4 separate regions of the Homo sapiens genome follow, and regions 2, 3 and 4 are each linked to region 1. The links are chromatin contacts, found by Hi-C or POLR2A ChIA-PET in ENCODE. All regions are on one chromosome and are shown on one strand. The core of a region is the stretch at or near the end of the contact, and the rest is flanking DNA. Distances in the headings are between cores, read along the strand shown. Region 1 has its middle 54 kb from the start of MIR4290HG. Region 2 overlaps LINC03062 (long intergenic non-protein coding RNA 3062). Region 3 has its middle 120 kb from the start of LINC03062. Region 4 has its middle 170 kb from the start of LINC03062.

The links. Hi-C counts contacts between places; a loop is a spot of excess contacts on that map. ChIA-PET counts read pairs that join two places held with the same protein, here RNA polymerase II (POLR2A). Pooled maps may share reads with other maps.
Region 2: a loop to region 1 is called in a map of Right ventricle myocardium inferior, with 3 times the contacts of the local background. The contact joins two enhancer-like sites. A Hi-C loop is called at or near these places in 4 of 168 maps with a recorded cell type or tissue (Right ventricle myocardium inferior, dorsolateral prefrontal cortex, heart right ventricle and 1 more) and 7 of 50 pooled maps. POLR2A ChIA-PET finds 5 or more read pairs at or near these places in 1 of 52 experiments (A549).
Region 3: a loop to region 1 is called in a map of Right ventricle myocardium inferior, with 5 times the contacts of the local background. The contact joins two enhancer-like sites. A Hi-C loop is called at or near these places in 7 of 168 maps with a recorded cell type or tissue (Right ventricle myocardium inferior, cardiac septum, heart left ventricle and 2 more), 2 of 37 single-sample maps with no recorded cell type and 18 of 50 pooled maps. POLR2A ChIA-PET finds 5 or more read pairs at or near these places in 1 of 52 experiments (naive thymus-derived CD4-positive, alpha-beta T cell).
Region 4: a map of left cardiac atrium shows a loop between it and region 1 (2.8-fold over the local background). The contact joins two enhancer-like sites. A Hi-C loop is called at or near these places in 5 of 168 maps with a recorded cell type or tissue (adrenal gland, dorsolateral prefrontal cortex, heart right ventricle and 1 more), 1 of 37 single-sample maps with no recorded cell type and 16 of 50 pooled maps. POLR2A ChIA-PET finds 5 or more read pairs at or near these places in 1 of 52 experiments (A673).

What each region holds. Positions count from the first base shown.
Region 1 is chr9:90,091,820-90,099,005 of GRCh38, reverse strand. No RefSeq gene overlaps it. Among named protein-coding and RNA genes, the nearest start is that of MIR4290HG, 54 kb to the right of the region's middle. RefSeq lists a silencer at 3,087-3,136, enhancers at 3,197-3,316, 5,353-5,522 and a cis regulatory region at 5,437. Within about 2 kb of position 3,230, at least 2 of the 41 ENCODE cell types and tissues checked have a DNase peak (open chromatin) inside an H3K27ac peak, as active enhancers do.
Region 2 is chr9:89,657,373-89,664,558 of GRCh38, reverse strand. All of the region lies in intron 1 of LINC03062 (long intergenic non-protein coding RNA 3062), which reads right to left. Among named protein-coding and RNA genes, the nearest start is that of LINC03062, 21 kb to the right of the region's middle. RefSeq lists enhancers at 1,175-1,711, 1,712-2,249, 2,271-2,565, 2,250-2,786. Within about 2 kb of position 2,443, at least 27 of the 41 ENCODE cell types and tissues checked have a DNase peak (open chromatin) inside an H3K27ac peak, as active enhancers do.
Region 3 is chr9:89,752,538-89,759,723 of GRCh38, reverse strand. No RefSeq gene overlaps it. Among named protein-coding and RNA genes, the nearest start is that of LINC03062, 120 kb to the right of the region's middle. RefSeq lists enhancers at 1,359-1,858, 1,859-2,360. Within about 2 kb of position 2,728, at least 3 of the 41 ENCODE cell types and tissues checked have a DNase peak (open chromatin) inside an H3K27ac peak, as active enhancers do.
Region 4 is chr9:89,804,831-89,812,016 of GRCh38, reverse strand. No RefSeq gene overlaps it. Among named protein-coding and RNA genes, the nearest start is that of LINC03062, 170 kb to the right of the region's middle. Within about 2 kb of position 3,696, at least 4 of the 41 ENCODE cell types and tissues checked have a DNase peak (open chromatin) inside an H3K27ac peak, as active enhancers do.

The DNA.
Region 1 (7,186 bases), core at 1,981-4,480:
CACATATATATGGGGGGTGTGTGGTGTGATATGATATGTGTGATGTGTGTGTGGTTCGTGTATGTTGGGTGTGTGGTGTGATGTGGCATGTGTGCTGCATGTATGTGGGGTGTGTGATGTGATGTGTGAGTGTGGTGTGTGGTGTGATGTGGGATGTGTGGTGTATGGTGTGATGTGGGGTATGTGGTGTGATGTGAGGTGTGTGTGCTGTGTGGTGTAATGTGATGTGTGCTGTGTGTGATGTGGTGTGTGTGCGTGAAGCACAGGTGTTCTGGGGAGCCCTTGCCTCACAGACACCACAGGGAGGAGAGGAGCGGCTGGATTAGGAAGCAGTGCCTGCCGGGTCTCGGCACTCAAGTGAGAACAGCAGACTCAGCCCTCAGTGAGTCCAGCCCCTGGAGACCAGGGCCCATGCTTCTCAGCAACAGCACAGAGAGGCCCGAACCCTGGGCAGCGACAGTTGCCGGGCATCATTGCCGCCCAGCCTTTCACTCCCAACCTTCCCATCTGGGTCACCGTCACATGGAGAGGAGCTGGGCTGGTGTGTGTTTCTATGGAGGCTCCTCGCAGGGCTGGAGGGCCTTTCTCCTCTAAGCTCCTGTGCTTTCTGTCATTGTCACTGGCCAGCGAGAAAGCAATGTGTCTTGCCTTTAAGTCTGTTTTTATGAACTCCCATTGATTGGGGAAAGCTAGCTGAGTATGTGGCACCACTCTCCGCTCTCACCTGTGGACAGGTGAATGTGCAGCCGCACTCTTTCAGGGTTCCACTGCCAGCTGCCCTGATGTAACCTCTCTGCTGGTGGTGGGGGGTAATTATTACTGAGCTGATCTTCTTTGGAAAGGACAATGGAAAAATCTGGCCCCAATCCTTTAGCCTGGGGCATCTGATAAGAAGGTTCTGGGACAGGTTGATAATGAAGTTCTTCCAGATATAAATGCGAGCTGGTTTACAGACAAGCAAGGCGTTGGAAGAAAGGAAGGATACACCCACAAACACCTAGGTGCCTTTGTGGCCTGGAGGGGTTACAATGCCCAAGAGCACACTTTGCTTGCTGCTGTATGGGTCTCTGGGAGCCCCACTTCCTCCTCTATAAAATGGACACATTGCCTTACCTACCCCAAGAGCATTAGGAGAATTAAGTGAGATCATGTGCCTGGGAAGGCTTTCTAAGCTAAAGCAGCGTCTGCTGATGCTGCCGGCATGGACAGTGTTTTCTGGGAACCGCTGTTGCTCTGGCATCCCCTCATCCGGGCTGATGCCTGCTCTTTCCTCCTCACCTTCCAATAGCCTCTCGGAGCTCAGCCTGCAACCCAGGGAATCTGGCATTTCTGCCAGTTGGAGGGCACAGTGCATGAGCATCCACCCCCCGCCAGCTCCCTATGCCAATGGCCCCCCAGTCCATCGTCCAGTCTTGCAGGAGTTATTCTGCAGGCTCCTGGCTGCTGGCATGGCCCCTTGGTCTTGTGGAAAGTGAGACAGCATAAGCCACAGCAGCTCTGCAGAGCTGGGGTGTCAACACTTAACTGTTCTAATAGGAACACTGAGAAACTTGCCCCTGAGTGGCCTCTCGGTTCCATCCCTAGTGTGCATTTGTTTATTTTGGAGCCTGGGAGACAGCAAGCACTGTGCTCGTTCACCCACATTCTGGGCCTGGGCGCATTGTGCCAATGTTACCCCTTACCTCGGAACAAGCCTGCTGGTGCCATTGTTCCTTTCGTTTAGCCCTGGGGACGCAGCATGTCCCCATTAGCTGGACACAAAACCAAGGCTTGAAAGAAGGGACCTCCTTACTCTGCAATGCTTCTTGGCTGCTCCCAAGTGAACCTGACCTTTTTCCTTACTTATTTGTGTCACAGTCTATACATATCCGGTTTCCTCTTACTCCAGGGTCAGGCCGCAGGTGAGATGCCCTGGCTTGGACACATATAGATACACTGAACACGTTTGTTAGACTCTAGACACTATTTATCATGGAAGGGAACTTGTTCTCCCAGAAAGGCAGCTCCTGACTTCTCGCTGCCCTCTGAGGGGCTGCCAAGCATGCCAAGACATTCAGGTCTGCCGCCAAGGTTTCTTTTCAAGACAGACACCTGTCTACAGAGCTGTGGTTACTCAACTTCTCCACCCCATCAGGCGCCAAAGAGCAGTTCCCATAACTTCAAGTTCCGGAGACCAACAGGGCATCTAGAAAAACTACCTGTGTATGCATCATTGGAGGGATTCACATCTCCTTCAAGGTGCTATCTTCAACCATACAACTCTCAAGCGCAGACCATGCCCTCTTCCCTGCTCAACCAGGGAAAAGCAATCATCTGGAAGGCACTGGACCTGCTTGGAGCCATGGTTGATATAAAATGAGGTACAGGAGAATTTCACTCCTCTGAGGTGTCTTGCCTGGGGTGTAGGTAACTGTGTGGCCCCAGTGCACACACAGGCCAGTTTGCAAACTGTGTGAGCTCTTTCGGACAACTCACACTGAACTTATTTGCATATTGAACAGAAAAAGATAGTTTTCTTCCCCTCTTATTCAGCTTTTTTCCCACACATTCAAACAATAATAATACATTAATAGTAATGGTGTTTGTGTGACCTAACTCCAGCAAAGAAACTCAAGCAAAGGGGAGAAAGGTGGACAGGTGTACCCCAAGCTCGCCAGCCGAGCAACTGCTGTCTTCCCCAGGGCTGCTCCAGGACGTCTTCTGATTCCGTGAGGGGGCAGGGTCCTGAGTCACAGCCCCCCTGGGGGCCTCGCACCTATCCAGGGCTTGGAGGGCATCTGCAGGTTTGACTTTTTCTGAGACATCCCTGTTCAATGTTAAATAGGCTCTACATAAGAAAACCAACAGTGTGCAGGATGTAGTCCTCATTGTCACTAATAATTGCTACCAAAACAGAGAAAGGTGTCAGTGCCAAATTTCCTGAGAGTTATATTAAGATCAGAAGTGTCTTTGTGCAACACTTCTCTGCGAGTGTCCACAGGCAGTGGGACAGAGCTAGGGAGGAAGAGGACCTCGGGGCAGGTGCTGGGTAGCACCTGTCAGACTTGTGTCTCAGCAGCGACAGAGCGGCAGCCGGCGCGGTTTACTGTCGCGGGCAGAGAGGAGCTGTTCACGGCTGCTAGCTTAGTAATTTGTAGATAATGAGCTCCTGGTAGAAGCCTGTGGGTTTCAGAGCATATGCTTCAACAGATGGGCTGGCCTCAGCAAGGGTGGGGGTGCACTTGGACCTGTCAATCACTGGCTTCCAGCTTCCGGGAGGGAACAAGCCTGGGAGAAGGCAAAGTTAGCTGCAGAAGCACAGTTTCACACAGGCTGGCCATGGCCCACAGTGATCCCCTCACCTTGCAGGAGCGCCTGGAGCCCTGGGCTCAGCTTCAGATCAGTCCTAAGTCATTTCATGAGGGGAAAACTCTTCACTAGATCTATGGTTCTCCAAGTGGGTCCCCAGATGGGGAGCAGCCCCAGTAAACCTGTCAGATATGTGAATTCCAGCCACTCCACACCTGGTGGGTGGGAAACTCGGGTAGGTCCCTCAATCTGTGTTGGAACAAACCTCTCAGAGGATTCCCAGATGAGCTGAGGTTTGAGAAGCACTGAACAAGCTCATTATCCACATAAGGCCCAGAAGTGTGTGATCTCCTCCTTTCCACCCTGATTTCTTAAGCCCAGTGTATTGTTGGACACAAAATGTGATCCAAGTGGAATTTTTAGAGGGGCTGTAGAAGGAAAGGGACTCTGTGAAATAATTTCAGCTTCACTCCTCAAACTTATTTCAGATTGTATTAAATCCTCAAACATTGTATTAAATCCCAGAAAGAGAACATCTGGTAGGGGAGGTTATTTTCCACACTCAGCAGCAGGACCAGCACCTGCCCCTGCAAGACCCCTAGAAAAGCAAACTCTGGAAAGAAATAAAGGACTAACTTCAGCTCAGTCTTGAATTTGGGAATACTCCTTTTATTAATAAAACAAGATTAAACCTACAGTGCTATGGATCTTGCTAATTAGAAAATCGGAGCAAAGAAAAAAAACATCAGAAAACAAGCAAACAAAAAACCCAAATAGTTACTGAAGAAATTGTTGCAGAATCAGTGCTCTAGGTTGGATTGGTGAGACTTTCATCACTAACCCTGCAGCATCGGAGTCCTGCAGAGGCTGCTGCAGAGGCTGCTGCAGAGGCTGCAGGCCGTTCTCAGGCACAGGCTTTGGTTTAGCCCTGGGGACGCAGCATGTGCCCATTAGCTGGACACAAAACCAAGCCTTAAAAGAGGGGACTGTCTTACTCTGCAATGTTTCTTGGCTGCTGTCAAGTGAACCTGACCTTTTTCCTTACTTATGTAAGGGTCTGGTGGAGACCCTGAGCCGACCCAGGGTCAGGAAGCTCCTGCTACCCGCCCCCCGCCCACCCCGGTCCCGCCGCCCCACAACCCCACCCCAAGCAGGGGACATGCCCACTGCCTTGGAAGTCGAGAGAGGGACAAGAATGATATGGCGCTATATGCCAAATTGGCTTTTATTAGGTGAAGTGTTTCCCCTAGTCAGTTATACTGACTGAGCTTTTAGGTTCTTCATCTGTAAAATGGAGCTATTAATACCGCTTTCAAATACATTTTGCGGGCGTTAAATGAGACGTGCTGCAGGTAGCATCTGGCCCAGACTGATGCCGCGGTTTTGAGAATGTGGGTTGCCACCCATTAGTGGAAAGGAAAATCAATCCAGTAGGTCATTGTTCGAATTGATTTGTTGTTGTTGATTCTAAATGATTTACTGGGGGTTTGTATTTAAATCTTCTGTGTCATATTTGATGTTAACTTTGTTATAGTTTTTCTTTATCATACATAGTGAGGGTAAGCTTTTCATGACACTTTTGTTTCCATTGTATCTCATACACAAATGTATTTCTTACTTGGGGCTGTAGATCCCAAAAATGGAAAAATATTGTATTAGGTGGACAATAAATATTTGTCTCTTTCCTCCTTCCTTCTTCGTCCTTTCATCTGTCCCTCAGAAAGTCAGCGTGACCACCTCTGTCCCTCTGGCATCAGTGTTAATGGTGGATGCAGTGAAACGGAGGGAGGAGTCATCTTCACTGGGTCAGGGTGTAGATCATTACCTCGGCATGCAGCATGGCTGTTTCTCGGCTCTACGGAAGGGAAGTCGTGGGCCAGCACACCACATGTACCCAGCCAGCCCCTGAAGGGCCGGTGGGACCACAGGGGGCCCCAGAGCGAGGAACTGGGAGTGCTAGTGGGCAGCTTATGGATAAAGAAGAAGGAATGGGGTACCCGCCTTACTTACTTTCTTGCCATAGCATCCTACCATGCAGGTAGTTAGAAAAGAGTCCAAAACTCAGAGGACATCAGGAGGTAATGTTGTATGACAGAGAGTGTCTGTGTGTGTGTGTGTGTGTGAGAGAGAGAGAGAGAGACATGTGAGGGGTGTGAGTGTACGTGAAGGAGGCCAGGGAATTCTTAGCTAGGGCTGCATGGGGAATTCCAACTAGTGCTGCATCACCTGTCTTAGTGTTTGAAGAAAAAGCAAATATGAGTGGCCTGAACAGACAAAAAATGGAATGGATGGATGGGTGACAGCCCGAGATGAAGGGTCACTGGGCTGCAGGGGCACGAGCCCATCTAATTAACTAAAGACCCTGTGTTGCCAACACTCTCAGAAATAGTGACTGCCCCTGGATGGTGGCTTCAGCCCCTCCCCCTACCCCAGCCCTGCACAGCTGGGGACACAGGCCCAGCTGTCACAGCACACTGGCCTTCATTCCACTGAACAATGACCTTGACTCCTGGGAGCAGGAGCCACAAAGATTTAATACATGTCCCACTCTCCTCTTGGTGGGCCGGCAACCTTCCAGCATGGACATACTGCCGGAGCTGCCGCTCTGCCACTCCCTTCCCTTCACTTCCAGGGAAGTCGTCCCTCTCCTGTTGGTACAGTGGAGTCAGCTGGGCCTGGAGCCATGGAACAGACCATGGTCATTTGGGCAGAAGCTTCCTCCCTCCTCCTCTGCTGCTGGTCCATGGTGCAACTCCCCAGGCCTTATTCCTAAGAACTACGACCATCTATCTGGCCTGAGATGCCAGAAGGGAAGCCTGCTTTCCAGAGAATGCAGCTGGTGCCTGACCTTGTCCAGCTCCCCTAGGCTGGGCTGCGGGGCAGGACAGCATCCAGGTGAGCAGCTGAACAGCTGCTTCTGTAGCCCCTTTCTCACAGCTCAGGGCAAGCTGTGTTTTATGACTGCTGCGGAAACCTAGCACCTTGAAGATGGTGGCAGGAGACCTGGTAAGATGTTCCTCCCCACTCCGGGGCGATGCTTTTCAGGGGTTTGAGGTTTCTCCCTTTGTGGTTTCTACTAGAAGCCTGGGGGAAGCAGGATGTCTAGACAGAGGGGGAAATACATATCTTGTTTTCCTTTTATTCTTTTTTATTTCCTTTTTATTCTTTTTCTTTCTTTTGGCAGTTGGAGTTCAAAAGAAATAAATTGATATATATCTGAAGACAAAAGATCTTACCCAATACATTTTCATTGCAAAGGCATTCTGAGAAACATTTTGGGGAGAAACTTACGAAACTGTGATGGACTTACATTAAGCATTTTAAAAATGATCTGAATAAGTTAAAGTCACATCTTAGAACTTGCATTTTCCTCTTCTCATCCCATCAGAGTGTATGTTAGCTAAACTGGCAATTGACTTAGACTTTGAGATGGGAGTTAAGCTAAAACCAGACTTTGCTTTCAGGGCTGCAGATGACACACTGATATTACGACTACTTTCTGAAACCCCATTGTAAAAATCCCTTCAGTTTTAATATCCAACTCCACTTTTTTCTTAAAAAATGAATCTGAATTTTTTTGCATGGCACCCAAGAACACTTCATTATGAATCCATCCATTCAATAATATGAATGGAGTGGTGTTAACCCTTGTAATTCCAGCAACCTCCCTCATTAGCAGTGTGATGAAAACATTAGGACATCGGCTTACAATCTTGGTGGTACATCAGAACCACCTAGAAAGCCACCTAAAATTCCCAATGTTTAGGTAATCTTACCTCTGGGTATTTCCCTAAATAATTTTTTTTTGGGGGGGATGGAGTTTTGCACGTCGCCCAGGCTGGAGTGCAATGGCACGATCTTGGCTCACTGCAACCTCTGCCTCCCAGGTTCTAGCGAT
Region 2 (7,186 bases), core at 1,194-3,693, 430 kb after region 1:
GATAAAGCCTGAGGCATTTCTAAAAATATCAGTCAACTGGTTGAATTTCATTTCTGGTCATGACCACTAAAATTCAACTGAGTCCCAGAGAAAAATTCAGAGATAGTGCATTTTTCATTGTTTTCTTGCCAGAAACCTTGGCTCCGTATTCCTATGCCATCCATTACCATTAGCTGTGTGCTCGCCTGCCAGGGCTGGCCCTGCATTCAGGGAGCTCACACACCCTCCAGCTCTGGACTTCCATACCTGGCTGGGGCACCTATAGCCAATAAGCCACTCACATTGGTAAACCTGGTTTAACTCAACTCTCCTGGTTTCTGTGTTTCAAAATCAGAAATCAGCCAAATGTCACTCCCCACCTGGACCGCCAGCTCTGGAGGAAGGGCTGTCAGGTCTGGGTGTCTGCAGCTCAGCTCGGCACCCGAGGGTGCAAGGAAGAAGCCAGTGGGTACATGAAGGACAGCTTGTTTCTCTTTCTTACTGCTGGCTCTCAGCCAATGTCAGAGGATTATCATAGCCCCTACTGCCTCTCCTCTTCTAGACCCCCACTCCCTCTCCTCTTCTCCAAGCTGCCATTCCTGAAATCTGCTTTCATCTGCCTTCCTTCTTGAATAAGGGAGAAAGGAACTAATAGCAGTTGAATTTTACTGTGCCCGGTGCTTTCATTCTATGTTATCTCTGAAAGCATCCCATTTCTCAAGCAGCCTTTTGTAATATTATCCCGATGAGAAAGTAAGGCCCAGAGAAGTTAAGGACTTTTCACAAGGTCACACAGCTGGTAGCAGAGCGAGCATTCAGGCTCCAGCCTGCATAAGGCAAAGTTGGCCCTTGAGCAAAGTTCCTTGGAATTCAGAGGAAATGCTCCTGTTTCAGAAATTGTCATCTCTACAGGGCCAGGTGCCACAAGGTAGAAGAACAGCCCAGTGCCCATCAAGGCCCACACACAGAGCCCAGGGCAGGAAACCCACACAGGAGAGCCACAGTACCCACAGAAACCACTCCCATCAGCCCTGCAGGACCCTGAAGACACCTGGCCACTGCTCTTCCCTCCAGGCCCGCCTGGGAAGGCAGTGGGATAGAACATACAGGGAGAAAGGAGTGCTGTTGGGGATCCCTGGGACTTCCCCAAGGTGCCCAGATGGCCCACAGAAGCACCAGGAGAGTGAGTCACAGCAATTGCTGGTGACCAGCAAGGAGACAGTGAGGATTTCGGAGCCCAGTTCTGGGGATTCTTGGGCCCATTTTCTTTGTGCACAGTCTGGGGGAGGTGGAGAGGTCAGTTCCTCTTAGATCCTTTCGAAAGTCTCCTCAAGAACCCCATCCCAGTATTGTTCCTCTTCCCATCCCCCACTCCTAACACCCCAGGTGACACCTCAGGGGGACGTTTGTGCTTGGACTTGTAGTCCTAGTCCAAGCAATGACCTCCCACTGAGCGTCTCAAGCATCAACCGCAGCACTGAAAGTGTGTGCTTTGCCGCACAGGGACAGAACCCTGGAGTCCTGCTGTCACTACTTGGTCAGCTGAAGAACGGTGTGGGAGCACGGAGCAGGAAGCAACTCCGGCAGCCTCCATGCAGAAACTGCGCTGTGAGCTCTGCCAGCAGAAGCAAGACAAAGAGGAGGGCCTGGCTGACCCGGTCACAATGCAGCCCACCGGACACCTTGCTTAACTGCGTCGCACAGAACAGGCTGCCCTTCATCACAGCCTCGGCCACAGGCCAGGGCAGCCATGGGCAGGGCGAGAATCGGCAGCCACCCAGCTGCTCTACCATCTGTAAAATGAGAGAACGTGCGGCTGAAACTATAGGACACAGCACAGACGCCTGCCCGGTAGAGTACCCCAGGTGGCTGCTAATCACTGCATGCTGACCACCACCCCCCGCCCCACCACCACAACCATGCGCCCTTCACAGATGGAGAAACTGAGGCTGGCAGCAGCAGTGACATTGTTGGTGTCCGGATAGCACCCCCAAGGCTGGCGTACACGCCCCCGAGCGCTCGGCCCCTGAGGGTGGCTTCCAGATGGCCTGAGAGTCAGCTGCCTCTGTTTTCTTAGGAATCTTCAGCAAAGGGGACAGATGACCTGCTTGTGTTGTGCAATTTGTGTAGTGCTCTGGACCTCCCTCTCTGGGGTCACTGTCTGCTGCCGTGGCCAAAACAACATGTGCTGATTTGTAAATAAACACAGTGAGGAGCCCCCTGAGCCCGCAGGAGATGATGATGGCGCTGGGGGCTGAATTTCACAACTGCGTCCCTTTTTGTTTTCAATTAGCTGAGGAGGTGGCTGCCTGCAGGAGGGCAGGAGGCGAGGGGGAGAGGCTGTTTTCCCTCTTGTTCTCGGGGTTGCCCCAGGAAGAAGCCATTCCACAGACAGGCAGGGCGTCCATCCACTAAGATCCCGCTCCTCCTGGGCTGCCCTCCGGATTGGTGGATCAGTGGATTGGTCGCTCCAGGCCCAGCCCAGCCGCACTTGGCAGGAGCCCAGCAAGAAGTGTTGTCCTAGAGCCAGGCAGAAGCAGGTTCCTGTGTTGAATGCAAAGGGCAGCTCTGCATTAGCAGGCTATTCAGACGTGCAGATGCAATTTTAAGAGCGCTTTAGTAATGACAAACATCGTGTTGAGCACAACGAAGGATAAACAGGGATCATGACAGGGAGAGGCCCTTAGATCTCAGTGTTCCACCCTCGAGAGCAGGAGTGGCCCAGCCCAGACTGAAGGCGGCAGCCACTGAGTCCTATTGCAGGGCTCGTGTGTAGAGAAAAAGAGAATGGCCGGAAAGGAAGATGACTTCTTTCCGCGCTATGGGCCGTCTCCCCAAGAGGTGGCCTGTCTTTGCACACTCGCCCTGAACAGCACGCTGCACAAGTCTTCTGCCTGTCACATGTCCACCTGGGGTGTGTTCCCTAGTCCATGCTATCTGTGGAATGCTGTGCGCAAAGCTCCCTGGCATGCACCAGGGAGAAGAGCATTTGGTGGCCATACCAGAGTGGCAGATGCTCACAGAAGACAAAAGGCATGCAGGATCTGTTCTCCACAGCCATGAAGCCCTGGACAAAGCTGTCCAGAGGGCTCAGCTGGTGAGAAATCAGCCAGTCTCCTGCAGGCTCCTCAGCTTCCTTCTTTCTGCCCCTCCCCCGGTGCATGGGCAGAGCATGGCCTCTCTTGCTAAAGGAGAAAAGTATTACCTCTTAGAAGTTTTTCTTATTGCAAATTCAAATTAACTATGTACTTTGATTCCCAAATATCATCACTAAACACTACAGAAAGCTTTAAGAAAACAATGCAGAAAGAGCTCTAATGCACCCAAAATTGTCCTTCTAGAGAGCACAAGGCTTTGCTGAGACATGATGCTTCCTAAGTGATATCCCATCATTTTTGGATGATTCCATTCAAGAATAAGCAACAGGGTTTTTCTAAACCCCTGGTGGACATATGACAGAGTTGTCTATCAAATACATGAATGAGTCTGGGGGCCACATGTGTCTTGGTACAAGAGGATCAAGTATACAAAGCATTCTAGTAATTGCACCTTCAGCTTCTTGTCCTTGAGGCTTGGCTTCTCCCATCCCGACATGGCACTCACGGGCTCCCTTCTCCCTCTGGAGGTCACCCAGTTTTCTCCTCCCTGTGCCCAGCACCTCAAGAGCATGGAGGGCCTAAAGGACAAAGGAAGGAAAGAGACCGCACCCCACAATCCCCACCCCCACCCTGCTGAGGAGCGCAGAGGATTTGAAAGAGGCAGAGATGGTTAACTGATGGCACCAATGCCAACAGGACTCTGCATTTGGCCAGAAGGACCTCAAGGAGGCCTAGGGGCATAACGGAGACCCAGTCTTTTAGCACAGGGAGAGACAGCAGCCCTGAATATGGCCGTGAGGAGCTCCTGTTCTCAGGAAGTGGCCAGTCCTATGTGGGTGGCAAGCCAGAGTTGCCCGGTCGGGGCAGACAGACCCGTTGCTCACCAGCCTCATGTGGCCTCAGATGTCTTTTCCAGTGTTAGGGGAATGACATAGCATGAGGCCAAAGCCTCTCTGCTGCATTTTCACAGTGGAGTTCTACATGGAGCTGCCTGGGGATGTGATGTCAAGGGGACAGCGGCCTCCAGGGTGAGCGGCCTCCAGGGTGAGCAATGGCCCTTTATTTGTCAGATATTTGGAGAAGTAGAAACTGCTAAGAAGAGGAACCAAAGCCTTTCAATGTCATGGCCTGAAGAGAAGAGACACTTACAGGGATGACACAGATGGAGGCAGCAAGACCAGCCAGGTCCACTGGCTCCTGGGCCATGCAGCCTTGGGTCAGGGCACTGTCAGAGAAGGTGCCCTCAGGTAGAAACAGTCAATACAAGCAATTTATTCACTTCCAAGAAGGAAGCCTGAGCTTCCCCTAGAAGGGAGTTGTTCTGCATCTGTTCTCACTACAAAGCCACTTCTCCTGCTTCTTAGCTTCCCCTTCCTTCACCATGATGCCTCTGAATTAGACCCACTGGCCCCAGGGCTTGCCTCCCCTGCCCCCTGCACCTCACTTCAGGATTGCAGACTAAGGAGGTCCAAGTCAGCCCTTCACCTTGCATGGCCGGCTGCAGTGAGGGGAGGGGGGCAGGGATGGGTTCATGTGAATGTCCTGGTGTAAAGGTCAGAGCAGAAGCAGAAACCTGGAGGGGCATCTGCAGACATGAGGAGCAGGAGGAGCTGCAAGAAAGAATGCTCATTCCTTCCTTCTTGGTTCATCTTCCAACCCCTGGGTTTCCCCACATTCCAGGACACTCCCCAGCCTGCCTCCCCCATCCCACATCTCCGCGTCCATCAGGGTCTCAGTGAGGAGCTCAGTGGGCACAACCTGGCCCGGGACTCACTGGAGATCCAGACCAGACTCATCTCCCCTGGGCCAGCCAAGGGCTCTGGGCACAAGAGGTAACACCCCTGTCTCCATTTCCTCACTGTACACTTCAGGTGCTCAAAGCCACATGACCCTGCTGGCAGGCTGCGATGAGAATCAAATCAGAATCATCAGTGCCGCCCTCTGAATACAGGCATGATGGAACCTGGGCACCTCGAACCCTCCCGAAACACGGCGTGCACTCAGCCTTACCACCCTCACCACCCACACCCAACATAGGACTCAGAATTGTCTGTTTTTCTTCAAGAAAATATGAGGGCAAGCCCCGTGAGCCTGGACCCTCTCACCCATCCTCCTGAAGCAACAGGACCACAGAGGGGAGCTGGCATTTATTAACCATCAACAGTATGCTGGAGTCTACTCTTCTGGGGGCTGCCCAGTGGAATCTCTTTCTGCAGATAGCAGGCATCTTAAGTGAGGTGGGTAGCACGTCTCACATGTGGAGTGTCTGGTGCAGAAGCTACTGCCTGCCAGCCACACCCCATGGCATGCCTCCCAAGGTGGATGGAAAGTGCCCAACACACCCATCGGCCACACTCTGCCACACCTCCCAAGGTGTGCCCAATGCACCGAGGAGACAAGCCGAGCAGAGTGCCTCACGCTACCTGGGCAGCAGGGCAGATGTGTGGTCTCCCGCTGGAGATCAGGAGTAATCTTGTGCCTGGTGTCTATAAGATGGAGCAAACACTTCTGCATAATTGTCAATTCCAAAAGGGCCTTGATAACCCCTTAGACATTCTGAAGAAGGAAAATCTTCCAAGTTACTTTTTAGCATGTGTCATTTTATTACTAATTGATCATATAATTTTTGTCATTTTTATTGTAAAGATATGATTTTTTTTTGAATGTGCCATCAGGGTCAGGCCCATGTTGAAAACAGATGGCACAGGCACAGGGTTAACAGAAGAGGGACTCATGAAGGGATGTGTCCACAAGGGCAGTGCAGCAGGCATGGCATGAGGGGCAGGGGTGAGAAGCAAGGGAGAGGCAGATGCTGTTGCTAAGGGCCAGCCTTAAGGGGCATGGAGTTGGCAGAGAGGCCACGGAGCAATGAGGAGAGGACTGGCAGAGAAGCAAGCACGCAGGCTCAGCAGAGCCTCCTCAGCGGGGAGGGCTGGTTCTCCCTTCTCCACGGCACACTGCATTCATCACAGGGCCCGTCAGTCTGTACAGATGAAGGGTAGCTGCAAAGCCTCTGCTCCTGCTCCCACAGGGAAGTGGAGTCAGTTCCCAGTCCCATGAATCTGGGCTAGCTCCATTCACTTTTCCAGGGGACATACCAGGAGAGACACACATCGGAGGCTCACTCAGAAACCTGGCAGCTTCCACCTCCTCTCTTGCAACCTTCTCCCTCTGGGAGAAAGTCCACAGACCCCAAGACAGTCAAGATGGAGACACGTGTGAGTGCTCTGGTCAATGGCCCCTGCCAAGTTCAGCCTCTTGGCTACCCCCATAAAGGCCCCAGCATGGGGATGAATCTGTCTTGGACTTCCCCAAACAACCCACATGCCAGATGTGGTATCACAAGTAACCTCCATCAGCTCCGCAGGGAAGAGAACAACTGTTCAAATTCCTGACCCACACAATTAGGTGATACAATAAAACGATGGTTGTTCTCAATGTCTACATGGGGGTGGTGTGTATGCAGCAACATCACCAGGACCTGAGTCTCTGTTTCACTTTCAGTCCCCTCTATGAGCTCATTCCACATCTCCAGCAGCACTAAGCTGTCACAGCGGTGACACAGCATGGGCATGGGCTCTCTGTGCTGCATCCTGGTGCATGCAACCTTGTCAAAACAATGCTACCTGGTTTTGACAGTAGTAACATATTGGTGTGCAAATGTACTTTCACACACACCTCAATACATGCAGGACTCATGCTCGGGCTAATGTGCTTGGGCAAAGAGGCATTATTAGCAAAGACCGGCATTTAACTGAGTTTTTAAAATTTCAATGAATACCTACTGAGGCTTTAATAGATCCCAGGTACTGTTTCTGGGATGCTGGTGATGGAAAACTGCTTTCCACTCAAAGAGATCCTCTGTCTTCATTATAGGAACTGCATGTGGATGCCTGGAAACCTGATCTCGCTCAGCTTGGTCCCAAGAATGTGAGATTCTGACAGCAGAAATGCTTTGTCAGCCCCACGGGCAATGGAGTCAGTGACTGATACTCTACCACTCTGGTTCTGATGGAAATAAAGAGAACAGCTGGCCCTGCTCCTGCTTGCATCGCCAACTGTGGACACCTGAGCCAGCCTCAGTGTTTTCAGGTGGAAGCAGGCACAGC
Region 3 (7,186 bases), core at 1,479-3,978, 340 kb after region 1:
TGCTCATTCGCTGCTAAACCATCATTGGTTACTTGGGTACACGAGGGAATGGAGGAACTGTTGAACAGGAAAACAACAGGAACTGTCACTCAAGCAAAGCCCTCTGTGCTGCTACCCAAGGGAAGGCTTTGAGGGTAGAGAATCAAGAGTTGGATTTTTAACTAATGGCAGACATCAGCCCCAAACGAAAACTGACCAGGATCTTGCAAAGAGTGTGCATGATCTTAGGACAGATTTCAAGGCCAATGAGTTACAGAAAAGATCTTGAGGCCACAAAGCATCCCAAAGGGTCCTTTGTACTTCTGGGTAACAGGTATGAATATCTTCCAAATGAAATAAAATCCTGTAGATTTGCGATAGCTAATAAATGAATATTTCTAACATTTCTCAGTATTTTCCATTGATTATGAAGCAAAATAGCTTATTTGCAATTATTAACATTTTATTGATTCAAAAAAATGTTTTTGTGCTACTATTGCACTTTATTCTGCCCATATTTTTTATTATCTACCATGCTGGATAAATTACTGATTTTCAGTTAATAAAAACTTCCCTAGACCTTCTGTAAAGCATAAAAGAATCTCTGATTCCTAAATGCTGTCGGTATCAAAGCAGCCAGAACTCATCCTCCCTGGGAGACGTGGTGACGACAGAAGACGCTTCGGTTTCTGCCCTTGCCCTCATGGCCTGATGAGAATTTGCTTCCATTCTTAGTAACCTGTTGGGTCTGCACAACCCATGCCTGCTGCTCTTCCTCATCCCCGCAAGCCTTTCCTCAGATCTGACACAGACTTCCTGAGCTAAACCCTCTCCCAGGAAAGGGCCCTATCTCCTCTTCCCCTTCCCTGGTCATATGGAGACCTGAAGTCCTAGACTTCCAATGAGAGTAGTCCTGACTTGATGCAATATTATTTTTTCACTAAAAATGAGTTTTAGCCGGGCGTGGTGGTGGCTCATTCCTGTAATCCCAGCACTTTGGGAGGCTGAGGTGGGCAGATCACCTGAGTTCGGGAGTTTGAGACCAGCCTGACCAACATGGAGAAACCCCGTCTCTACTAAAAATATAAAATTAGCCGGGCGTGGTGGTGCATGCCTGTAATCTCAGCTACTCGGGAGGCTGAGACAGGAGAATCACTTGAACCTGGGAGGCAGAGATTGCAGTGAGCCAAGATGGCGCCATTGCACTCCAGCCTGGGCAACAAGAGTGAAACTCGGCCTCAGAAAAAAAAAAAAAATGAGTTTTCATCCTATTTTTTGAAAGCTGCACTAGGGACATTGCATATAAGAAAGAGCTCCATTGTGAAAATGTCCTATCACCTCGTAACCTTGGCAAGCCCACACTCCTACAGTCCTTCCTGTGGAAACGCAGGGGACACGGCACAGAGCCCTGGCTGGCTGCTCAGCTCAAGTGTCCCAGCCCAACCCCACCACACAGCAACTCTGCCAGCCACTCCCCAGGAAGCTCTCCAGGTATGACTGTTGCTGTGCAGCACCACTTGGGAGAAAATACCTTACATGTATAACCAAGTGAGAATTAATTTTAGAATTATTTAAGAATGTTTACATTGGAAACAGTTGTCTCTTGACCTAGGAACTGGAAAATGAGGCTGTTGTTGTCAGGGCCCATACCCCTCCATAGGCAGTGTCACCAGCAAGGGTGTGGACGCATCCTGCTCACTAGATCATCAGCCACCTATGGCCGAGAGGCGGGTCTAACCTTCCCCACGTGTGGCCAGGATGATGTCACGTGTCCCTCCAGCCCTGGAGACCACATTTCCCAGCCTCGTGGGTGGCTGGGGTGGGGAGGGGGTCCTGAGAAAGCTCTGGGAAATTGATTGTGAGCAGAAGTGACGCGCATCTTACTCAGGCTTGGCCCTGAAGCCTCCCATGGGATCCTCCATGCTGTTTTTCTCCTCATTCACCTCCTGGATTCACAGAATCCAACTGAGAAACCCAGGGCCCAGGAGGATGGCAGGGCCACGTGATGGAAGGGCCGTGGATCTCTGAGTGATGGTGTAGGGTGCAGCACCCCACCTTGACCTACAGCCAGCCCTCATGGATGGGGATGCCAGAAAGAAAGAGCTTTGGGGCTGCGGGTGGAAGCCGATTCCCTGGACCAATACATCACAGCATCTGCCAAGCCCCTGCCAGGGACTCCAAAAACCTGTGTTGAATGGACAAAATCACCAAGTGAGTAGAACACGAAAAGATTTCCTGACAAAAGAGTTGAGAACGAAATGGCCCTGTGCCCAGATGTGGGTCCATAGGGCAAATGACCCCACTTAAGGTGTCAGGTATCCAGCTCAGTTCCTGAAGCTGGATTGGTGACCAGGGCACCCAGCTGCAGTCCCAGCAGGACCTGCTTCCACTAATCCCAGGCACAAGAGACCTGGGGGACATTCTCAACCTTAAGGAAGCAGTGAAGCGGCCTGGAACCATGTGCCTAGTTCTGTGCTCACTCTACCCCACCCGACCAGGGTGAGACGCACACAGGAAGGCACAGACTGACCTGTGGTCTTGTAAGAGCCAACCATAGGCTCTTTCCTCAGGGAACAGGGCCCAGCGAGGGGGTGGCACTAAGCTTGCTCTAGTTGGCAAAACTCCACCAACCTCCAACACACGCTGTCCTCGCCTCACCTCCAGCCCAGTCAGCATAACCTTTAGACCACAAACTTTGTCAAAGGTTACACACACAGCACACAGGCCTGGCTTGCCAGGGAGGGACAGGCAGCAAGCCAGTGGCTTTTGCCAGCAGTCCCAGCCAAACCTTTGTGACAGGACACTGTAGAAGGTGACTCCTGGGACAGAATAGATAGTGTGGTAAGGGTACAAGTGAATTGATGCATTCAAGGGCTGTTTCGAGTCCTGGGGGTGCAGAGATGGAGAGACTCCCTGAGGAGTTTGCAGCTGAGAGGGAAAACCTCACCAACAGACCACTGCAACTGGCACAAGCGAGCACCGCCAGGCATGCATGTGCCCTGTGACATCAGAGCACAGAGGAAAGAATACGCAAAAGGTGGTCAGGGGAGGCTTCTGGAGAAGGTGTGGTTTGCATTGTGGGTGCCCTGCTAGCCTGACCTTGGGTCTCTGTTTTCCCACAGAGCTGCAGGCCCTACTGCAATGCCGGGCTCTGCCTGAGGATGCTCCCTGCACACTCCACTCAGCCTCTCCGGGTGGGTTCGGGAACTGATTGAGAGCCTGCCTGGGCAACAAAGCTGGTGATGGGAGGCACTGCAGAAGTCAGAGGGTAATCTCCCCAGCTTCTTAGCCTCCAGAGAAGACAACACCAAAGCCAGTTCTGCGCTTGCCCTTGAGGTCTCCAGGGACTGTGCCCCAGTGTCCAGTGGTGACAGCTCATCACATATAGCATGCACGTCCTACACTTGCCAGCACTTCCTGGAATAACTTCAAGAAGAAACCTTTGGAATCAGAGGAAACCCTTGGAGTCAAAGGAAAACCTTGGAATCGAACTTGTTGCAGGAACACAGATGACGGAGGAGGGAACACCCAGAAGAGAGTGAGAGTGTCAGAGGTTGGGGACCCGGCGCACACAGTCCTCGCATATGAAACAGCATCTGGTATATGAGAAACAGCTCAGGGCTTCTCCGCAGCCAGGGCTGTGTGGCTGAGAAGTAGGCAAGGGGCATGTCACAAAGAGGCTGGTGTGCACACTGCCATTTCACCCATGTGTATTACGAAAGCATCCATCCAAAGATGTGTGCAAGGAGGCACATAGCAGCTTTGTTACTCACTATTGCCAGCTGGAAAGCATCCAGGCATCCATCAACAGCGCAGCACTACCTCTGTATGCTGGAACACTCCTCAGCAATTAAAAGGAGCCAACTGCAGATGCATGTAATCGGCCACACAGATGAATCAATAAACCGGAAGCGTGTATACTCTACGATTCCGTTTATACGAATTTCCAGAAAAGGCAAAGCTAAGCTATGTTGACAAAATGCTGCCAGTGTTATCTTTGGGGAGTTGAAGGTGGGGATTGGCTGGGAAGGGGCAGAAGGGAACTTTCTAGGGCAATGGTGATGCCCTATATCTCTATAGAATTTGGATTATGGAAGCGGATGCATTTGCCTAAATACATCAGATTGTTCTGTTAATATATGTTCATGTCTTTGAATGAAAATCTGACCCCTTCCCCCCAAAAAACAACTGCTAACAAATACTGAAATCTAGTCAATAACATTCATGCTAAAGTGTTAGGGTGGCATGTACTGATGTCTGAAACTTCCATGCAATGCATTAAAAAAATGAGATGGACATGGTGATAGGGCAGAGAGATGGAGACATGTGGTAGAGCAAAGATAGTAAAAGGTTAATCATGGGATCCAGTTGTCAGGAGGATGTCCACCTACACTGTGAACACAATTCTTCACTGTACAATTATGTCAGCTTTTCTGCATGTTGTAAAGTGTTTATAATAAAATGTTAACAGAATAAAGGAACTAAGGTGCCATGCCAACATCAAGACTGACACACATTGCAGCAGAGGTATGGGGGCTCCTAAGGGTGGGTGACACCATCACACTGATGTTGAGAAGGGCTAGGGAGGAACCAGGTTGGTGTCATGCAAAATGGTTGTGAACACAACAGTTAGCAAGCTGTCTTGTGCTTCACTGAGGAGGAGCATCAGTGAGATAGGTGTGGCATCTGGAGACTCCCAAAATGCAGGGGTGCCAGGACCCAGGGGCAAGAAGTCAGGGTGACACCTGGTTCCTGGCTTGAGTTGCTCGTGGATGTGGCCTAGATCCTGAGCTTTAGAAGAGACAGCTCTGGGCATCTACAGGACAGGGTGGCCTGCCCCTGGGCCTTCAGCCTCTGTTAGTGACTGTCCACTGGAAGCACTTAAATACTCCGAACTTCAGAACTTAAATACCCAACACTCAGAGCCAAGCATGTGTCTTTTCCCTGACAGTCCCAGGAACGGCCTGGTGAGAAGGAGGTGGGGAGAGGGAGAACTGGTTGCCTGCCTGTTGTACTGAGCTTGCCTTGCCCAGAGCTCCTCTGCAATGCCCTTGCCCTCCCACCAGCAGCACCCACTTTTCCTACACATCAGCTTCAACTGAGGACGCTTGCAAGTCTTATGTCCACCCTCTGTGCTCTTCTTTCCTGTGGGTGGGGATTCCCTGAGGATGGGATGCTGCTCATCCTCAGTTGGGCCTGCATTACTTCAGGGGAGTCAGGCAGGCCACCAGCCATGGCTCATTCCAATGGGAGAACCTGGCCACCTACCCAAAGGTGCACACACTAGCAGGCGGGCAGGCTGGAATCCAAGGCCAGTGTAGGTGGACTCTAGAACTTGGACTTTTTCTGCTACTTCCATGTGATGGCAAGCAGTGGGAGGAAGAGGAAATATACAGCAATTTATTATTTGCAAATGAGAACTTCCCCAGGATACTGAAGCCCAGGACAAGGGTGTGGTTTCAGATGCTCTGGGCATTTTGTCATCTGTGTGATTTTTCCCTTTCACTGGCAAAGGTGAGAATGTGTAAATCAATTATATAATGCAAAAAAGAGTTACCAAGCAAGTATTCACTGGGAGAACAAGACCCATTTAAAAAACAATGGGTTCGCATACTGGCATGATTTTCCAAAGTGGTATATTCAATTCTTTTAAAATAAATGTTTTTCCAGTTCTCCGTATGGAGGGCACCAGCTGCCCACGACCACAGTGACTTCCCAAGTATACTCTGGTGAAATGTCTGCTGGACTCTGCTGTCCCAGTTGACCCACACTGGAGCCTCAGCCCTGGCCAGCTGAACGAATGTGCTGGAAGGAGCCATCAGACTCACCCACAGAACAGCTTGAACCTAGAGACTACATGTAGCAGGGGTTATGGAAATCCCCAGCTTAAACAAAAGAAACTGAACACAGTGACCTACTCCAGGGCCCTGCAGAGGGACCACAGGCTGTGTCTGAAGAAGGATATGCCTGAAAGGACCCTGGATGCCCCCATTCTGCTCAAGAAGACAACATGGCCCAGAGCATGGATGCCTGGCTTCTGAAGCCAGACACTCTGGGTCCAGGTTTCAGTTCCCTGCCCTTACCAGCTCTGTGAGCATACCTCAGTTAACTCATCTGTGTCGTGGGGATAGTAACTGCATTCCCCTGTGTGGTAGTAGAGACCCAGTGGACCCTACACATAAGGTGTCCTGCACGCAGCCTACCCTAGACAGCCCCCAACGCATGCTGGTACCACTGTCGATGTTCCCACAGATGAGAAGCCATAGAGTCACAAAGCCAACAGGAATCCTACCCAAGTCTCTGGGGATATCCAAGCCTACAATTGTTCCAGCTTCATAATTGCCCGGACTGTTCCCATCCACTTTCTCTACTGCCTGTGAAGGAAGTCCCAGGGCAGCTATAAATTTTGGCAGAAAAAAAAAAAACACATCACTAATTATAATCCTAATGGCTTCTCTAAATAAATGAGGGGCTCAACAATCCAGGGGTTGCAACGCAGGTGTCCAAAAGAATGCAACCTTTGATTATCGCAGACGTGATGCTGTGCTGTAGGAGCCAGACTCAAACAAACGCACCCTGCATGTTGCAATGATATACCTTCTAAGATAGATGAAAGTCAGCTATGGTTTCAGAGATAAGGATGGTGACCAGGCTTGGAGGGTGGTTGGCACTCAGAGGGAGCCTCTGGGGGCTGATATTGTCCTTTCTCAGGCTGACAACACATTTGGGTTCACCTTGGGAAAATTCATCATGTTGTTCAATCCTGGTGTGTGCCCTTTTCTATATGGAAGAGATATTTCAATAAAAAGAGTTCCCCTAAAATGCAATGATTCCCGCGTTGTCACCTGGAGAAATATCCAGGAATGATCAGAGAGTAGAAACAGTATTACAAACAACAAGAAAAACATAATTATGCAAAAATTCTGTGGGCCAGTGCTGGAACAGCTATGAGTATCATTTCAAATATCATTTCAAACATCAAGACTGGTCGCAGTGGCTCACGCCTGTAATCCCAGCACTTTGGGAGGCCGCGGCGGGCAGATCATCAGAGGTCAGGAGTTCGAGACCAGCCTGGCCAACATGGTGAAACCCCGTCTCTACTAAAAAATACAAAAATTAGCCAGGCATGGTGGCAGGCACCTTAATCCCAGCTACCTGGGAGGCCAAAAAAAAGTTTTCTTTTATAATAAAAAAAAATTAATTAAAA
Region 4 (7,186 bases), core at 2,447-4,946, 290 kb after region 1:
TGTGTTTGATTTCTACCCCCTGTTATCTGAAGGGTTTTATGTCTACTTTCTCTGTGGGTGTTTCTTCTCAGCATTAGAGACAAAAAGCAAAAGTAGCCACACCTCATGGCTGGAAAGAGACAGAGATTGTCAAGCCTGGCCCAGGGCTCCCCACCTGGGACTCCACAGGTTCCCCATCCCCGGCCCTCCTCCCCACCCCACCATCTCTTCTTCATTCTACCTTCTCCACCCCCATCCCCTCCTCCTCCCCACCCCAGCTCACCTCCCCTACCTCCCCCTCTCTTTGCTCCCAGCCCTCCTCCCTGGCCCCAATTCCCCTATCCCACCCTGCACCTGGAGAGGAAGGTGGCTCTGTGCCCACACCTCATACCTGGGGAGGGGATCCCTGGCTGTTGCCAGGCCAGCCTTGCCCGCACTCTGGAAAGGGGCAATCCAGCATGTTCTCTGCAGCTGCCTGGACATATCTGCTATCTGTGGTCCATTACCCTGGTGACAGGGCCACCCAGCTTCTGCAGTGACGGCCCCTGACTACCCTCCCACATGAAGCCCTCTTCCCCTGCCAGGGCTGCAGCTCCCTCGAAGCCTAGAACTGTCCATCCCCATGTCTGTACTTCCAGCCCCCAGACCTGAAACCAACCTTGAAGTTCCTCCCCTGCTCAGCTCCTCCTCACTGCTGGCCACCATCCCAGGGGCACCAGCCACTTTCTTGAGGCCAAACCCCTGTGCTGCCACCCCTAACTTCACCTTTTGCTGCTGAGAGGTGCCTCCCCAAAAAAAGGAATGGTCAGGCTCCAGGACAAATTTCCTGGAAGATGGACAAACAAGGGCTCTTTGAAATGTTTTAGGTGGCAGTCCATCCAGATGAAAAACAAACTCAATCTCCAAACTTCACTGAGCCCCTCTGATGAGGCCCAGTGCCAGAAGGGAGCAAAAGTGTGTTCAAGACCACACCTATGAAGTGCGGGGCAGCACCAGGCTCCGGATTCCTGCATCCAGACATCTCTGTTACTTTCTAACAAAGCAACAGGTCTCCATAGGATTCAAACTCAGGTCTGCAGCTACAGCAAGCAGGGAACCCCTCATTTGGCAGGAGATGCTCAATGTGACTGAATGGATGAACTTCCTTCTCTGGATCACCCAGGGATGGCCCCATGCATTTGTGGATTTAGCTTCCAGACTCCTGCTGTCCTGCCCTCATGCATGGCTGATGATTTGAGCTACTGATTAACACTTTTTAAAGTCAAATTTCTCGGCACATGTCAGGGTGGGAAATTCTATCTGTCCTCCATATGCCGGGCATCATTCCACAGCAGCTGGTTGGGAAGGAAAGCTTAATCTCTCGGAACCTGCATAATATCTTTATAAAGGTACAGCTGGGCGAATGTCATAAAAATGTTCAGTTGTGGGTGCTGGGATATCAGATGCCTTGCGTGCCTCTTCACTGCCAGGACACACTCCAGGAAAACCCCTGGTGTGCTTGAGGCCACATGACACACAGAGAATGCAGGCAGCAACGCTTTGCCTTGGAAAGCTGAAGCATTTTCTATCTTAATCCCGGAAAAAAAAATTAAAAAACAACTGCCTTGAGAATGTGATGGATACTGCCCCTACACCTGGGTGTTTAGCCGAGATTTATTTAGAGTTTAGGAAAAGTCACTTGAATGATGAGGGCTTTTGTTCATCCCTTCATTTCTCTGAGTGACTATGGAACTCATATATCTGTGTTTTCCCACTAGGGTTGTCTATCCCTGCCATTTGTTTTTTCTTTGTTATTTCTACAGAGGCAGGGCTGACTCTTGCCTTAAACACTTTTGACGAATATCCCTGGAGCTAAAACCAGGGGCGCAAAAGCCACACCCAGGAACCAAGCTCCTGCTGCCTGCTTGGGTAACCATCAAGTTCATTTTGCTCCCTGAATTCCTGCCATGCACTGGGTTCATGCATTGTTCTTTGCAAACATATGAGATGGGGTTATGCTCAGGCACATGGGCAATCAGCACCCACTAGATATGACAGGTGAATCTATTATCTGCTCCGCATAACACATTCCCCAACACTCATAGCTTAAAACAATAGTCTTTTATCACCTCTCACAGTTCCTATGGGTCAGGAATTGGGACAGGGAGTGGCAGGATGGCCTGTCTTTGCTCCATGGTATCTGGTCCCTCCACTGGGGGACTCAAAGCAGAGACAGGAACCATCTGAAGGATGTTTCCTTGTAGATCTGGTGGCCCATGCTTGTTGTCAGTTTTTGGCTGGAATGCCCACATGTGGCCTCTCCTTGTGCCCTGGGCTTCCTCAGAAGATAGCAGCTGGGTTTTAAGAGCAAGTGTCTTAAGAGTGAGAGAGACAAGAGACCAAAGCAGAAACTAATGACTTTGATGATCTGGTTACAAAAGGCACACACCACCACCTCTGCCATATTGTATTGATTCAAACAATGACAAAGGCCTGCCTAGGTCCAAAAAAAGGGAACACAGCACCCCGCACCCAGTGGAGGATGGGCTTTAGATAGGTATGATCATCTTTGGAAAATACAGTCTACCACAATGGCAGACAAGCAGAGCCGGCTGTCCAATCGATCTCCTGCAATCAACACTATGCAGCTGCAGTGTCCGTCACCCTTGCTTAATGTCTCTCCAAAGCCCAATTCTATGTCAAGACAGTCTCTGTGATTCTATTCAGTAAAGACTGCTTCACCTGAGACCTCTCTTGAGATTGCTTTTTTGTGCTTCTCTAAGATTAATATCCGGAATTTAAAAAAAGGAAGAAAAATAGCCAGTGCCTTCAATATCCCCCTTCTCTGAATCATTACCGATTGGGCTAATGACTGCTGATAGTAAACTGGAATTCCTCTGAGCGCTGTACTGAGTAATCGCTGGCTTATTGTTTCACTGTGCTCAAGGTCTGCGTGGTGGAAATGGCTCATCACAAAGACGCATCACCCACGGAGAGAGGCCGCACTGCACAAGGGCCTGCCTGAGGCAGCTACCTCTGCAGCCAATGGGAGCTCGACCTGGAGCTGAGCTGCTCCCAATGACCATCCTCCGTGTTTCTCCAGACATTCTAATGGTCGCCGTCTCAGTGGGGCATGTACTGGGTATGGGGTATGGGGTAAGTGGGCTGCCGTGATCTAAGCCCCCAGTCATGCCTCTGCAATGTTCCCTGCGTGATGGGCATGGCCCAACCAATCCAAAAAAACCAGGCCCTGGGTGATGAGGCTTTTCTGTCTACCCACTAATTACAGTTTTTAGTGAGCTGTGTCTGGCCACAATTTCAAAATTCCATTCTGACAGCCTACACTATGGTCTCCAGCACGGGAGTCCTTTACCGCGCATCAGCGTGCGGGATCAGGTAACACAGACAGATAGATCAAGGCTGTTGACAGTCTTTAATGAAGTGGCAGGGGCTGGAGCCGGACGGCTCATCTCCAGGTCTTTGTCTTGTATGGTGCAGGCCGCACTGGAGACGCAGTTGGTGGATCACAGAGGCATAACCCTGGGCACACAAACACTCAAATGACCTGACTCTCCTGGTTCTACAGAAGCAAACCTGCGAGACTCAACGGCTGACAGCACAGTGCAAGGGAGGATTTATGCCTTCTTTCCGGCAGATTCTTATTTGCCTTGAAGAATCCAACAGAGGGCCACTGCCTGGAGGAACCCACATGCTGTCAGGCATTAATCAACTGCAGAAAACCCACCAAGGACACTCTGTTGCAAGTGGACAGCTTTGAACTCCAGCTGCCACAGCTGGGGGAACATTTGATAGTGAAAAACAATAAACAGCAGGGGAGGGAAGGTCATCTGGCTGAGAATATTTAAGAACGTTCCCCTAGAGGCAGTAGCAGAAAACACATTTACATCTGATTGTCTCTCTTCCTGAATGGTCAGTTTCTGCCTGATGCTGACTAGGTACAGAAATACAGGCAAGCAGAATCCAGAACCCCAGGGTTGGGCGAAAACACTCTGTTTTTTAAAGGACTTTGAACAACAATGAGAGACAAAGAATTCCCCATGGCTATTCTGCCAGGAAGTGACCCACCAGTGAAGGTTGCAGAAAAAAAAACACCCAGGGCTCAAGACCACGGAGGGAGATTTTCAGGGCCTGAGCCTCACTTGCTTCAGGTTTACTGATGCTCTTGGGGCTGGGGAAATGCTGAGGTCATCCAGGGGTAACTGGATTGAACCACCACTCTGTGCACACATTAAGGTAGTGAACTGCACAGTGCCATTTCTACCAGGTGGTACTGGCTTTTTTTTTTCTCTGGCCCTACTGCTTTCTTTGTGGAGTCTTCACCAAACCACCCCTTCCTAAATCCAATTCACTAAATGTTGCAAGGGGTATAAACATAAAGACCTGCCCTCCTCTGCCCACAAAAGCAGTCCATAAGAGAAGAAGGATGTGCATTTACTTGTGACTAGTGTTCTAACACAGATATAAACACAGTTCAGAAGAAACTTGCAGAGAAGAAAATAAATTCCCCGGGGACAGACAAGGCCACACTAAACTCTGTGCCAAATGCCACATGGTCCCTGATCCTAGAATGCTGGACTCATCAAGATCTTATAGATAGATGTCTATCAGTGACAGTGTTTTCTCTTAACGTTAGTATTTAGTGTCACTATCAAATATTTTAACCTTGGAAGACCTGTAAGTGACCTGACAAAGGGCATTTGAAGGTATACTTTATGACCAAGGATGCTTGACCCGGAGGAAGCCCCCGCACGAGGGTACATCTCCTCACTTGGGCTTCCCATGGGTTCTGATTCAATGAGGAGCACCAGGTCAGGACTGAGACATGGTCACATTGAGGCCAAAAGGATGCCATGCCACCCTGACACTGCCATGCAGACTTTAGGTCCAATTCTCGGCTTAAGGCTCACTTCTTCACAAGTGCGTCTCAATTCAGACACCAGCCATGAACTCAGGGTCCACAGACCGCCTACACTTCTGCCCAGCTAGTAACAAATTCCCATCAGGGTTAATCATATGCTGGGTTCCCATCAGGTTTAATCACATACTGGAATGACTCACAGAAGTCAGGAGAGCTCTATACTCACAATTCTAAGGGATACATCTCAGGACCATGCAAGCAATGTGAGACACAGAGGGTGAGATTTAGGAGGGTTCCAAATATGGATGAAGTTTTCATGTCCTCAGGATATGTCACTGTCCTGGCACATGGATGTATGACCAACCAGGGAAGCTCAGCTGAACTTCAGGTGTCCAGAGTGCCTATTGGGGTCTCAGTATGTAGGCTTCATTGATTCAATGGCTATGGGATTGAACTCAATCTCCAGCCACATCCCCTCCCCGAGGCCAGACTTATAGGGGCTCAGAGCCCCAACTCTCTAGTCACATGTTGATCTTTCTGGTGTGACCAGCCCCCATCCCGAGTCTTCCTGTTAGCATGAATTCTGGTGTGGTCACAGGGGCCTACCATGAGTAACAAAGACATCCTATCACTCAGGAAATACCAAGGATTTAGAGGGTCCTTCCCAGGAACCGGAGACAAAGGCCAGCCAAATGCTCTATTGTACAATAAAGTCCAAGTCTCAACCTCAGAGTCTCTCACATGAAAGTCTTCTGCCACTCCCTCTGGTTCTTCACTCTTCTGAGACCAAGAAGAAGGAAGAGCACAGTTTGGGTTCCCAGGCTCCCCTGGAACCCACCCATCTTCAGACTCCCTAGCAATCCAGACACCTTCGTCTGCAGTGTCACCCCAGTCTCTGGGTTCCTTATTCTTTGCACGGTCATGACCTGAGCTCCCACGTCATTCCTCAGAGCCAGACTTGCCGCTTCCTAAACAACTATGCCGGACTCATGCACCTCAGTTTCCACAACTGGGTTCTGTTTCCAAAGCCTTTTGACAGGCCGCTCCCCTTCCACTCCTTCTCTGGTGCTGACTCCCAGAGCCCCTGCCTTAGTCATCTTGCAGTCCCATGGTCAGCCATGACCCCACTCGCTCATGCATTTGTCACTTTGCCTCCCTCAGTCTTTCTTCCTGGAAAGGCTTTCTCTGGTCATCTGAGTCCCACCCAGTCTCCCAAGGCTTTCTCAGCTGCTGTTTACCTCTTGGTGAATTTCGCAGCCTCCCTCACCCTACCACTGAAGCAGGTGTCCTCGCTCACTTGGCAGTCTGCTTTCAAGATCTGGACTTGACATCATACTATTGAGCTGCACACATTAGCTTCTGCCAGCATGGGGCCAGTCTTGGAAGAGCTGGGTGGTATTTTCACGCGTGCTGGCAGTCTCAGCTCTTAGGGAAGCAGCTCCCACACTGATGGTGCCCAGGAGTGATTCTCAGTGGATTTGCAGCTGGTTTTACATGGTAGACAATCTCCTTTTTTATTCTGATAAAACTCTTGGCTTTTCTTGAACTGTTAATATTTCTGCCTAAAAATAGATGCAAAATAACTAAATTTGCAATCATCTCCAAAAAATGAACTACAATAAAAACCTGACTTTTCCTCTAAGATTTAACATAAGGTTTGAGTTATGTGTCTTCTTCAAGTGTCCATTGATGGAGGTATTGATTAATCTATTCTCAATTGCCTGTGGTTCTGACATATGCCACAGTTAAACATCTCCAAATGACAAGGAAACAGAACTTCAGCATGCGAATGAAATAACCAAAAGATCTGACTAAATAGAACTGAAGACATGATTGTAAGCTCAGTCAGCATTTTCTTCTAATGGCACCAAGTAGCCCACAGTATTACCTGTGCATGCCTCATTATCTAGGCCAGGATAAAAGGACATTCACAATCTCTGGAGTGTCGAATTTCTCTTAATATTCACTTTGGTGGATGTTTCAGCTCCTTTTATTTTTTGATACTTACTTGTCTTCTAGAAACATCTTTTTAACTTATTTCATCCCAAGAATCTTTGACACGAAATAGGAAAAAAAAAATGTTCCAACACCTCTAGTGAGTCACCATCAACCAGAAATGAGATATTGCTTTATAAATTCTGCACCAGATCTTTGCATCAGAGCCAGCTTCGGCTACCAGGGCACCCACCATACTGCATCCATCTGGTGAGCTGGGTATCCGTGACACAGAGCAAGCCTGGGGAATGTTCACCTGCCCTGGCAGGCCAAACACAGGGGTACTGTATTCTGGGCTCACAGGAAACCACAGCGTCATCACAGCCACACTACTTTTTGGAAAAGGTGATACTC